Regions from separate parts of the Homo sapiens genome. Here region 2 is linked to region 1. Evidence: chromatin loops called from intact Hi-C (ENCODE). Cell type or tissue: heart right ventricle. All regions are shown on one strand. Links, peaks and the distances in the headings refer to the core of each region. The heading gives the core; the rest is flanking DNA.

What was found. A loop is a pair of places that touch in the nucleus more often than their neighbours do. Peaks named below come from ENCODE experiments on the same cell type or tissue, not always from the same donor. Only the 100,000 strongest peaks of a DNase experiment are listed, where the experiment ranks them.
Region 2: it touches region 1 in a loop (7-fold over the local background); 37 of 110 quality-filtered maps call a loop at or near these places.

The regions. Positions count from the first base shown.
Region 1 is chr17:58,579,943-58,585,313 of GRCh38, reverse strand. It overlaps TEX14 (testis expressed 14, intercellular bridge forming factor), which reads left to right. Exons shown (of 32, transcript NM_031272.5): 19 at 714-814. It overlaps LOC107985048 (a long non-coding RNA gene), which reads right to left. Exons shown (of 3, transcript XR_001752952.2): 3 at 5,087-5,371. Among named protein-coding and RNA genes, the nearest start is that of SEPTIN4, 38 kb to the right of the region's middle. In heart right ventricle, for the core only: no CTCF peak of the experiment used is centred there; no DNase peak of the experiment used is centred there.
Region 2 is chr17:58,529,873-58,535,243 of GRCh38, reverse strand. All of the region lies in intron 3 of SEPTIN4 (septin 4), which reads left to right. All of the region lies in intron 2 of SEPTIN4-AS1 (SEPTIN4 antisense RNA 1), which reads right to left. Among named protein-coding and RNA genes, the nearest start is that of SEPTIN4, 12 kb to the left of the region's middle. RefSeq lists a silencer at 2,983-3,432 and an enhancer at 3,530-4,030. In heart right ventricle, for the core only: a CTCF peak has its summit at 691 (motif pointing left); a DNase peak (open chromatin) is centred at 3,095; H3K4me3 peaks cover 2,568 bases; H3K27ac peaks cover 2,904 bases.

The sequences.
Region 1 (5,371 bases), core at 76-5,075:
CATTTCCCACAGGCAAACAGATCCAGACACTGATCAGTTTTTATATTACTGAAACAGGTCCCTTTGTCCAAAGGAAGTAAAATAATCAAATACTGACCCTGGTTTTGGCGAGGAATCGATCCTTCTTTACCTGGGGATAGAGGTAGGCCATCACTGCCTACTGCCCATGTCTCTGCATTGTATTCTAAGCTGAAATTAAATTCTCCCAGAATTTATTTAGAATGTATTCTAAGCTGGCATTAAATTTTTCCAGAGAGTCTATGCTGGAGGAACCTAGAGACACATGACATTTATTGTCATCGGTTTATAGATTTACAGGTTAAAAAAAATGAAGGCTGTATATTTTCAGTTGATAATTTGCTTATAATCAGGGCATGGATATTGTTTCACAGTTGTTTATAAGTTAAAGAAAGATACATCTAAACTTGTCATTTGTCTTAGGCAGAAAATCTATTGGCTTGGGTATTATTTGTATTTAGAATCTGTTTCTTGTCAAGCATCACTCTCGAATGGGTGGGCAGATGATCCAGGGCTGCATTTTGGGGTCAGGCTAAACTAACAGTCTCTACTCTCTGGACTGAACCTAACGTATGGGACATGGCCACTCTTGGCAGAATATGTATACATCTCTTCTTTCATGCCACCTTTATCCTCTTCCATGTTGTCTGAATATCACTGAATGACTTTGACCCTGACTGTGTTACAATCATTAGGTATCAGGCACCCATCTCCCAGACAAAAGGAGCAACCAGAGCATAGTGAAGCCTTCCAAGCAAGTTCTGACACATTGGTGGCTGTAGAGAAATCTTACAGTGTAAGTAATACTGCCTGGAAAGCCAAGTTGAACCCAAAGATCTAATAAGATAGAACTGAGTTATTGTTATGTGTTATGACACCAAAATAATAGCTATAGTAGTTCTTTTTGGCTGGAGCATGTGCCTTCATGTCACTGACATGAATAAAATAATCTTTCCTCCTGTCTGATACTTTTTAAAAAGTCAGTTCAACTCAATGAATTGTGTATCCTGGAGATTGGGAGAGTACAGAAAAGTGTCAGATTCAGCTTTGGCACATGAGTTTCTGGCATAGTTTGCTAAACAAAACTAGGGCAAAGCTCCTTCCCCAGCAGGCGACTGAGGTCAGTTAGGAGTAGGAAAAGCAAGGGCAGGGTTGCTATGAGAGTATCTTCACCTGGAATATCCTCTAAGGGCCAAACTCAGCACCCAGCTCAGTGGAAGTGATGTGTTTGTGCCTGACAACTGCACCTCAGCAGGATCTATATGCGTTTCCACTGCAGTTACAGCCTTGCTTCAGGGCTTTAACACACTCTAGGCCATAGCGCAGCCAGACTAAGAAACCAAAATTTTTTTATTGTCATTGACATGGGATTGCAATCATTTAAAGAATATAGACAGCAATTGAGAATGATACAATATATGAATACAATAGTGATAAAATGTAAGGTCTTTTGACCTATTGTATTTAATCATGGCATATGAACCATTCATAAGATCAACTTATTCTTTCTCGGACTTGAGGGCTGGAAGAACAGTCATATTAACCATACTGGCTGAGCTGGAGAAGCAGGCCTAGGCAGGAAAGTGGGGAATGTCTGCCGGAGGCCAGGACGAATTCAGTTTGATGAGAGGTAAAGAGGAGCAGCTGTTAAGTGCACAGGAAGGGAAGTGTGTGGCAAAAAGCAGTGTCCGAGGAAATTAGTCACAAAATCTCTGCCAAGAGATCACTGAAGGTTGGGTGTAGTGGCTCACACCTATAATTCCAGTACATTGGGAGGCTGAAGCTGGAGGATCGCTTAAAGCCAGGAGTTCAAGACCAGGCTGGGCACCATAGTATGACCCTGCCTACAAAAAAATGTAAAAATCAGCTGAGTGCAGTGGCTCACTCCTGTAATCCCAGCCCTTTGGGAGGCCAAGGTGGGCAGATTGCTTGAGTCCAGGAGTTTGAGACCAGCCTTGGCAACATGGCAAGACCCCATCTCTACAAAAGATACAAAAGTTAGCTGGATATGCTGCATGCCTCTAGTCCCAGCTACTTGGGAGGCTGAAGTGGGAGGATCACCTGAGTCTGGGGAGGTTGAGGCTGCAGTGAGCCATGATCAGGCCACTGCACTCCAGCCTGGGGGACAGAGTGAGACCCTGTCTAAAAAAAATAAAAATTAGTCAGGCATGATAGTGTGCACCTGTAGTCTCAGCTATTCGGGAGGCTGAGGCAGGAGGATCGCTTGAGCCCAGCAGTTCAAGGCTGCAGTGAGCTGTCATTGCGCCACTGTACTCTAGCCTGGGTGGACTGAATGAAACCATGTCTCAAAAAAAAAAAAAAAAAGACTGAAGTGAGCCATTTGTTTGGCCACATAGTAATCAGGTCCTGAATATTGTGAAATAAGCAGGAAAAAAGGGGTGGAGCAGAGATGCTAAAGAAATAAATTTGCAGGCCGGTCGCGGTGGCTCACACCTATAATCCCAGCACTTTGGGAGGCCGAGGTGGGAGGATCACTTGAGGTCAGGAGTTTGAGACCAGCCATGCCAACATGGTGAAACCCCATCTCTACTAAAAATACAAAAAGTAGACAGGTGTGGTGGCACACACCTGTGATCCCAGCTACTTGGGAAGCTGAGGCAGGAGAATCACTGGGACCCCAGAGGCGGAGGCTGCAGTGAGCCGAGATCATGCCACTGCACGCCAGCCTGGGTGACAGAGGAAGACTCTGTCTCAAAAAAAAAAAAAAAGAAATTTGCAGGCCGGGTGTGGTGGCTCATGTCTGTAATCCCAGCACTTTGGGAGGCAGAGGCAGGCAGATCACGAAGTCAGGAGTTCAAGACCAGTTTGGCCACCATAGTGAAACCCCTCTCTACTAAAAATACAAAAATTAGCTGGGCATGGTGGCACATGCCTATAGTCCCAGCTACTCAGGAGGCTGAGGCAGGAGAATCACTTGAACCTGGGAGGTGGAGGTTGCAGTGAGCCAAGATCGCACCTCTGCACTCCAGTCTGAGTGACAGAGAGAGACTCTGTCTCAGAAAAATAAATAAGTAAATATAAATTTGCTGCTTTTTACTATTTTATTTTTATTATTGAGACTACATTGCTGTTTTTAAAATGCTTCTTCATTTGCCTTTAACCTATAATACTCAAGGGACTCACAGGTTCTGAGTAGCCGCAGCCTCCTCATCTGTAAGATGATGCCAACACATGGGCTATGTCTCTGCCTGTGAGGGATTAGTGTGTTTAAATTCAGTCCTCAACTTGAGTTGACTAGGGCCTTTCTCCTTATTTAGAATATTAGAATAGGACGGTCACCTCATCTCCACCCATTCTGCAGATGATGATGCTGAGGCTCAGGATTAGCATTCCTTCATGCTATTCCAGTCAGTTAACAGCTGCTTTTCCCCACCAGGAAGGGAAGGCAGAGGCACATGCACAAAGAGGTAGGGAGAGTCAGCTCAGTGTCACACTGACTGCTGGGTAGTGTTAGATAACCCCGTTGTTAACACTGCATCCAACTATAAAGGGATTTCGTTACAATGAACAGCAACTTAAAAGTGATTTCCTACATTATTAATAGCATCAGTCCATGCAATCAACTTGTTCACCAGAGTCTTCTGAGGATATAACAGATGAATTTTTAACTCCAGACGGTGAATATTTTTACTCCTCGACTGCTCAAGAAAACTTAGCTCTAGAGGTAAAAAACGCAGTTCAGGGTAAAGTACCTTTTCACCTTTCTCCATTGCCTTATTTCTTTTATTGAGAAAAATAGCTTACATATCAAAGTATGTAATGTCTACCAGGATTTTTTATACCTTTTTTGGTGTCAGGAGTGTGATATGAACCCATGCATTCATACGTGTTTTGAAAAACATCTGAAAATTTTTTTATTTTTGAGGATGGGAAGTCATGTGCAGTTTCTCCCAAAATTGTGGTTACTGCATTTATACAGCACTTTGTACTTTTTTTTCAAAACTTTTTTTTTTTTTTAATTTTTGAGATAGAGTCTCGCTCTGTCACCCAGGCTGGAGTGCAGTGGTGTGATCTCGGCTCACCGCATCCTCTGCCTCCCGGGTTCAAGCGATTCTCCTGCCTCAGCCTCCTGAGTAGCTGGAATTACAGGCGTGTGCCATCACACCCAGCTAATTTTTGTATTTTTAGTAGAGATGGGGTTTCACCATGTTGGTCGGGCTGGTCTCAAACTCCTGAACTCGTGATCCGCCCGCCTCGGCCTCCCAAAATGCTGGGATTACAGGCGTGAGCCACCATGCCTGGCTCAAAATGTTTTTATTCATGCTACTTAATTCATACTTCCTAATGGGAAAGGACAAGGCTATCATTCCTCTCTCTGAGGAAGACTGGTGTTCTGCAGATATACGGAATTAATTAACTCCAGCCTGCCAAGTTTTAGTGATGGGAGAGCCAGGATTGAGGCAAGGGTTCAGCAACAAATATGAGACTGTCCAATATACCAAGTTTTCTTGGGAATCTGCCTAGCTTTTACAAGAACCTCCTGTACAGAGTATTTTCATTTGTAAAATGAATTTTGATGAATTCTCTTATTTACTTATTTTCCACCCTACCTCCCTGCTAACCTGGCACCTTTTTGGGATCTTTTACCTATATGAAAGGGAGGATTGTGTCAATCACAGTATTTGACTGATAAGAATTCTAGGATGCATCAAAGATGTAATTTCAGGCCAGGCGCGGTAGCTCACGCCTGTAATCCCAGCACTTGGGGAGGCCGAGGTGGGTGGATCGTGAGGTCAGAAGTTCAAGACCAGCCTGGCCAAGATGGTGAAACCTCGTCTCTACTAAAAATACAAAAATTAACCGGGCGCAGTGGCAGGTGCCTGTATTCCCAGCTACTCGGGAGGCTGAGGCAGGAGAATTGCTTGAACCCGGGGGACAGAGGGTGCAGTGAGCTGAGATCGTGCCACTGCACTCCAGCCTGGGCGACAGAATGAGACTCCGTCTCAAAAAATATATATATATAATTTCAGCTAGGTGTGGTGGCTCATGTCTATAATCACAACACTTTAGGAGGCTGAGGCGGGAGGATTGCTTGAGCTCAGGAGTTTGAGAACAGCTTGAGCAACATAGCAAGACCTTGTTTGAAAAAAAGGAAATGAAACATTACTAGTCCCCAAAAGACCCCTTGTGATCCCATCCAGTCACTGCCTCTTCCAAAAGGAACCATTGTTCTGACTTCTTACCTCGTAGAGTAGTTTTGCAGACTGGGCCAGCTTTTAAGCCTTCTTTAGCTCTTCTGATAAAGCTCCCAAGAACCAAAATATCTTTGTTGGAAGATTGGGTTGAATAGGGATAGTGATATAAGGAGGCGGAGTCACATAATTCCTCTTCA
Region 2 (5,371 bases), core at 156-5,155, 50 kb after region 1:
TGCCACCCACACCTTATGCCTGCCCCCAGGATCATGGGACACATGGCAGCAGCTGGGGGAAGATTTGGGCTTAATGTATTTTGGTTTATTGCCTTTGTCCACCACAGACCTTGTTGGACAGACTTGCTGAGGTTTCCTTGAAAGACACAACCCAGTGATAGCCTTTGGTCCAAGGACTCTCTGACTGTATCGTCAGTGACTCATCTATCTCACTGGGGAAGGGATGTACAATTAGTTCTTGCGCCACTTTAGGGAAACTTAGCTACTGAAAGGCAGAAGTGGCCATTGCTAGTCATGCAGATCTGAAATCCTGATTTCCTGTGGTAATTGCTCTTTATTATCGGCTTTGAACCTGGGCCCTGGGATGGCCCACATGCAGCCTCCTTGCTTAGGTCCTGTGCCATACAACCTGCACCTATGGGTGGGCAGGAAAGACCTAGTGGAGGGGGCCAGGACATATCATGTTGGCCTGACCTAAGCAACGGAGCCCAAGACAGCAGGCTAGAGCTATGGTGGCTGAGCTGAGTTTCCCAGCTAGACACTCCCCTAGACACTTGGCTCAGATACCATGCCCTAGCAGTGCCTGGGGAGTTGTACTGTAGTCAAGGCCATCAATGCCTGGTGGGATGTTGAATTTTGAGGGAGAACTAGCGCTCCAAGAGTTAAGCCATGCTGAAGCAGAGTTGGCCAGGCCACCTGCTGGCTGGAGATGAGGAAGAGCACTCGGTAAATCCCCAGTGACTGACGCAAGGGCTGCTGTATCTTGGCCCTGCAGGTATTAGACCCTGCCTCCATCACACAGAATGTAAGAGCTAGACTTGGGAGAAGTCCAGTCTTCTCTTTCAGTGGGGGAAACAGAGGCCCAGAGAGGGCAAGGGACTTTCAGGCAGTGAGATAATAGCCAAGTTGGCATGGGACTTGTGCCCAGGCCAAGTTCTCTCAGAGCTCTCCGAATGCTGCAGTAGGTTAGCATGCAGGGCTTGTGCAGGTGGGATGGCTCAAAGTCAGTCTTCAGCTTTTATTTCACCCAGCATGCCTCATGTTAGGCCTGTGGTACAGTGATTAGAAAGAGATTAGACCCCAATATTCTTGGCTTAGAGCTAAGTTCCGTGGTCCCAGGACTTGCTTGGGGCCTCACTTTCCTCAAGGCAAGCTGGTACCAACCTGCTGCCTGGGCAGCAGGTGCCAGAGAAGAGCTGGGATTCCAGCCACAGCTGAGGATGAGCTGGTTGGGCTGCCTTTTGAAATGTGTCTGTGTCCACACTTGGAATTCAGCTGAGGCCACGGGGAGGGGCATGTTATAATAGAGGAAAACAAGGGTTTCTGCTGGGGCCTGTCTTCCCTGATGTAGGCTTTCTCCTTACCCTAGGCCACAGGACTCTGGAAGCACGCAAGAGGTATTCTTAGAGTGCATACATGAGTATTGGAGGCCCAGGGCTTTGAACAGTGGGGCTTTGTATAGTCCAAGCTTGACATTTGGGGCTGATGGTAGCAGCAGCTGCTGCTTCTGCAGACTTCCAACTGCCATTGGTTTCTCTCTTTATGTCTTTGTTTTCCTGAGTACAGCTTCCGATCCCCTGATCTACCCCAGGTCTTTTCCGGGAGCCTCTCTGTACCTTTAGAGGTTCCCTTTCAGGGAACCCAAGCTGCTGCCCCCATCCTACACGTCCTCCCCCTTCACTCAGATCCTGGGCCCTCTCCTGAATCACTGCATGTCCAACCTTTCTCCAGCACCTCCTGCTGCTGCCTTGTTCTCTTATCTTCCTCCAAGGCCTATAGTAGCATACAGCATATCCTCCTTCCCCCACTGCATCCACTTTTAGAAGGCCAGAGCTGTAAGGAAGCTTAGAAATCATCTAGTTTAATCCCCTCATTTTCAGGTATGGAAATTGAGACCCTGACAGGTGAAGTAAGTTGCTCAAGGCCACCCAGCTAGGAAGGTTTCTCCTCAACCGGCTGGCTCATGAACACCCTGCCATCTTCCAGTCCACCAGTGCCAAACAGCCAATAACATCTCCAGTAGCAGCCCCATTGTTTTTCTCAGCCTGATCTTACCTGCTGCCCCAGGCCCTCTTCCCTCCCCTGGCTGAGTTCTGACTGGTCCCAACCAGTGCTACTGGTTCACAGGTCAGACTGAAATACAGCAGGCAGGCCTCTGGCACTTCTACCAACAGAGAGGGCCGTGCCTGTGGGTCTCAGTTTTGTCCAGAGTGTATTCAGGCAGAAGCCAGTCAGCCTGCCATTGAGAGAGGGGTCTTGCGGGTCAGGAAGGGACATGCTTCTGGAAACTTCCACAGGAGCCTGACCAGCTCAGACCCTACTTAGCTCAGGGAATCCCTCACCAACACCCCACTCACCAAGCATCTGCCTTCCCCTAGCTGCTGCTCTGACCTTTCTGAGCCTCTAATGCCTCTAAAGCTTCTGGGGCATCTGTCCCCTCGGCATCTCACCTGCTTGTCAGAGGAAGAGTGGCCCAGCTGGGCCTGGGTCACGCCTGGGTTGGCCTCTCCTGAGGCCCTCCCCACTGTCCTCAGCCACAGGCAAGGCTACACCGCCCTGTTAAAGCCACTCAGCCTCTCCCTTCTATCCTTCCAGCAGATGATCCCTGGATAATTTGTGCAGCAAATCCTCTTTAATCTGTAATCTGGGGTACTGCATGAAGGGAACCTGCCTCTAACCTGCCCCTTCACAGCTCGGGTGGAGGTGGAGAATATCTGACATTCCCCTTTAGGAGGTGTAGTGATCAGTAACTTGGGCATCAGCCGGATTCACTTTGTGAAAACCTTGTTGAATCCCTGCGGTAACTAATGGTTTCTCTCCAACTCATGCAGCAACTCCCCCTCCCTTCCAAAGGCGTCTCCTTCTGGGGATGTCAGGTGGGCCGTTCCTTTTTCTTTGGGAACTGGCTCAAGCCCCCGCGGTGCTTCTGGAGCTGAGTAAAAAAGAGCCAGGTGTCCAGTGCAGCCCGGGGACGAGGAGCTGAGGCTCCCCGCTCTGTCCTGGGTGACTCTGCATACTCTGCGCATCCGGGGGTCGCGGGCTGCGAGGCCGGCCCCCAGCTGGGCACCCCGACCCACTTCGCGCCGGCACCGCTAGCAGCTGAGGTACAGGCCCCGCCCCGGGGCCGACTCGCTCCGCCCCCGCCGCCGGGCCCCTCCCGCAGCGGTCCGCACTCGGGGAGGCGGGAGGGTGACGGCGGTGCTGCGAGGTCGGCGCGCAGCTCCGCCGCGGGTCGCTCGGGCGCTGTCCAGGCGGAGCCGGCCCCGCCCGGGCTGCAGCCATGGTAAGGCAGGCAGGCAGGCGGGCGGGCGCGGGGCAGGGCTGGGGTGCGCAGGGCCGGTCGCTCCCGGGCGGCTGCAAGGGGACCCGCGGCACCGCAGCCGCGGCTGTGCAGGGTGGGAGGCGCCGTCGCCGGCCCCGGGCACAGGCTGGCACTGCTGCCGGGCGGCGGTGCGTCGCTGCTCCCAAGTTTTTCCCTCTGAGCAGCCACGGAGTGGGCGCCAACCCCTGGGTGATGCCTGCGCTCTAGGACGAAGGGGTGGGTCCGTGCTGAGGGAGGTGCCCGCTGGTGGAGACGCGCTTGTTGGGCTGGGGAAGGCGCATCAGTAATAAGCGGAGGTGAGGGTCCCCATCCTCGCCTGGGTCAGCTTTTACCTGAGTAACCCCTCCTCACCCACCTACCCTGGGCACAGGGGCCAGTACCAACTTCATTTGGAAAACGCAGAGGAGGCCCACAAACACTGCCTGCCTCACCAGGAGGGATGGTAAGACGCTTGGCCCCTCCTTCCCTCAGCCTGACAAGGGGCAGTCCCTGGCCCTTTCCCAAAGGGACCCCAGAGAGGGGGAGGCCCAGCCCACCATCCTGCCCGGTGGGATTAGCTATATCCTTCTGCCCCTGGGACAGGAACCATGGGAAAGCTTCCTCCTGCTGCATCTACCCGCTCCCTCCCCACCAGCCAGGTCCCTCTGCAGTGTGTGGGGGTGGGGGCACCCATCCCTGCCACCTGCCTGTAGTGGGAAGAGAAACAGTAACCCCAGCCAGCCTCCCTGGAGGTGCCCAGGTAGGAAGTTTTTGATGCTTGGCTCTGAAGATGTAATCTCTTCTCCTGACATTGTTGCCAGAGCCTGCCACAAATAACGTAAGGGTGTCAGGACCTCTAGGCCACACACCGTCCTCTCCTCTCAGTCTGGAAGCCCCACAGCCTTTGCCCTCTGCATTGGGGGACACAAACTGTTTACAGCAGGGGGGGATCACTGACCAGCCTGTGGGGCGGGATGTTGGCTGTGGGCAGCCTCCAGAAGGGAGCTCCCTGGGCCCCCTGGGATCAGAAGCTTTCAGGTTTGGTAGGGCCAACCTTTTGGGCTCTTGTCTCTCAAGCTGTGTCCAGGCAGAGGCCCAAGCCTTGGCCAGGAAGTCTTGGTGACCCTGTGACCTTCCCCCAACGGGGGTTCCTGAGAGAGGCCTGTCCTTATTCCTTTCCCCCACTTCTCCCCACATGGTGGATGGATGGACTGATTGTTCTAGGGATGGAAGCCTAGGGAAGCACTGATTGTCCCCAGTGCCAAGCCCAGCAGGGGCTAGAGGGGCTTTTTCTGCCACACACTAACTTCAGTTCAGCTGAGGTCTTGGTGCTTTCGGCTTGTCCGAGGCCACACTGTTCTTCTCTAATTAAAGACACACCCCCCTCCACCCCAACCACCATCACCAAAGTCCCCATCCTCAGGCCCCTGCCCTCAAGCCAGCCAAGTTCTTAGGCTGACTGGTTCAGATCAGACTCCTCTATGAGGGTCTCTTTGTCAAAGGAGGTCAGTGTCCTAGCTGCTTTGGGAATCAGTGGGGGAGACCCCCCCAACCCAGCTATGCCAGGGGGTTTAAATTTACATGTGAAAAGAATGACAGGCCAACATTAATGACCATCCTGTGACTTGGGATGCACCTTCTCTTCTCAGGTTCAAAGCAGCTTAAGGTATCTATCATCTGGGAGTGCTTTCTCTCCCCAGCCTCGCTGGGAGGCAAGGAAGGGCCATTCACAACTGAACATTAAGGTCCTCAAATTAAGACACTATCCAGACTCACAAAAGATGTTTCCACCCAACCAGAAACAGTGGACCCCTGACCCCTAGTTGAGTGCACACTTCCAACCAGGCCCCTTAATTTATCTCCCACCTAAATGGCAGCTCTGAAGCTTCTGGGCTGCCAGCCTCCCATTGCCTTGAACCCGTGCTCCTCAGAGACCAAGTGCTAACAGCTCCCCTGTTGACACTATGGAAGCCATGGAGTGATCTAATTGATACAGGTTGCTATAAGTCAGAGGTCAGGTGTCCTAGGGTAAGGGGAGTCCCTGGAGCAAAGTCTTCTCTGTGGCTGATG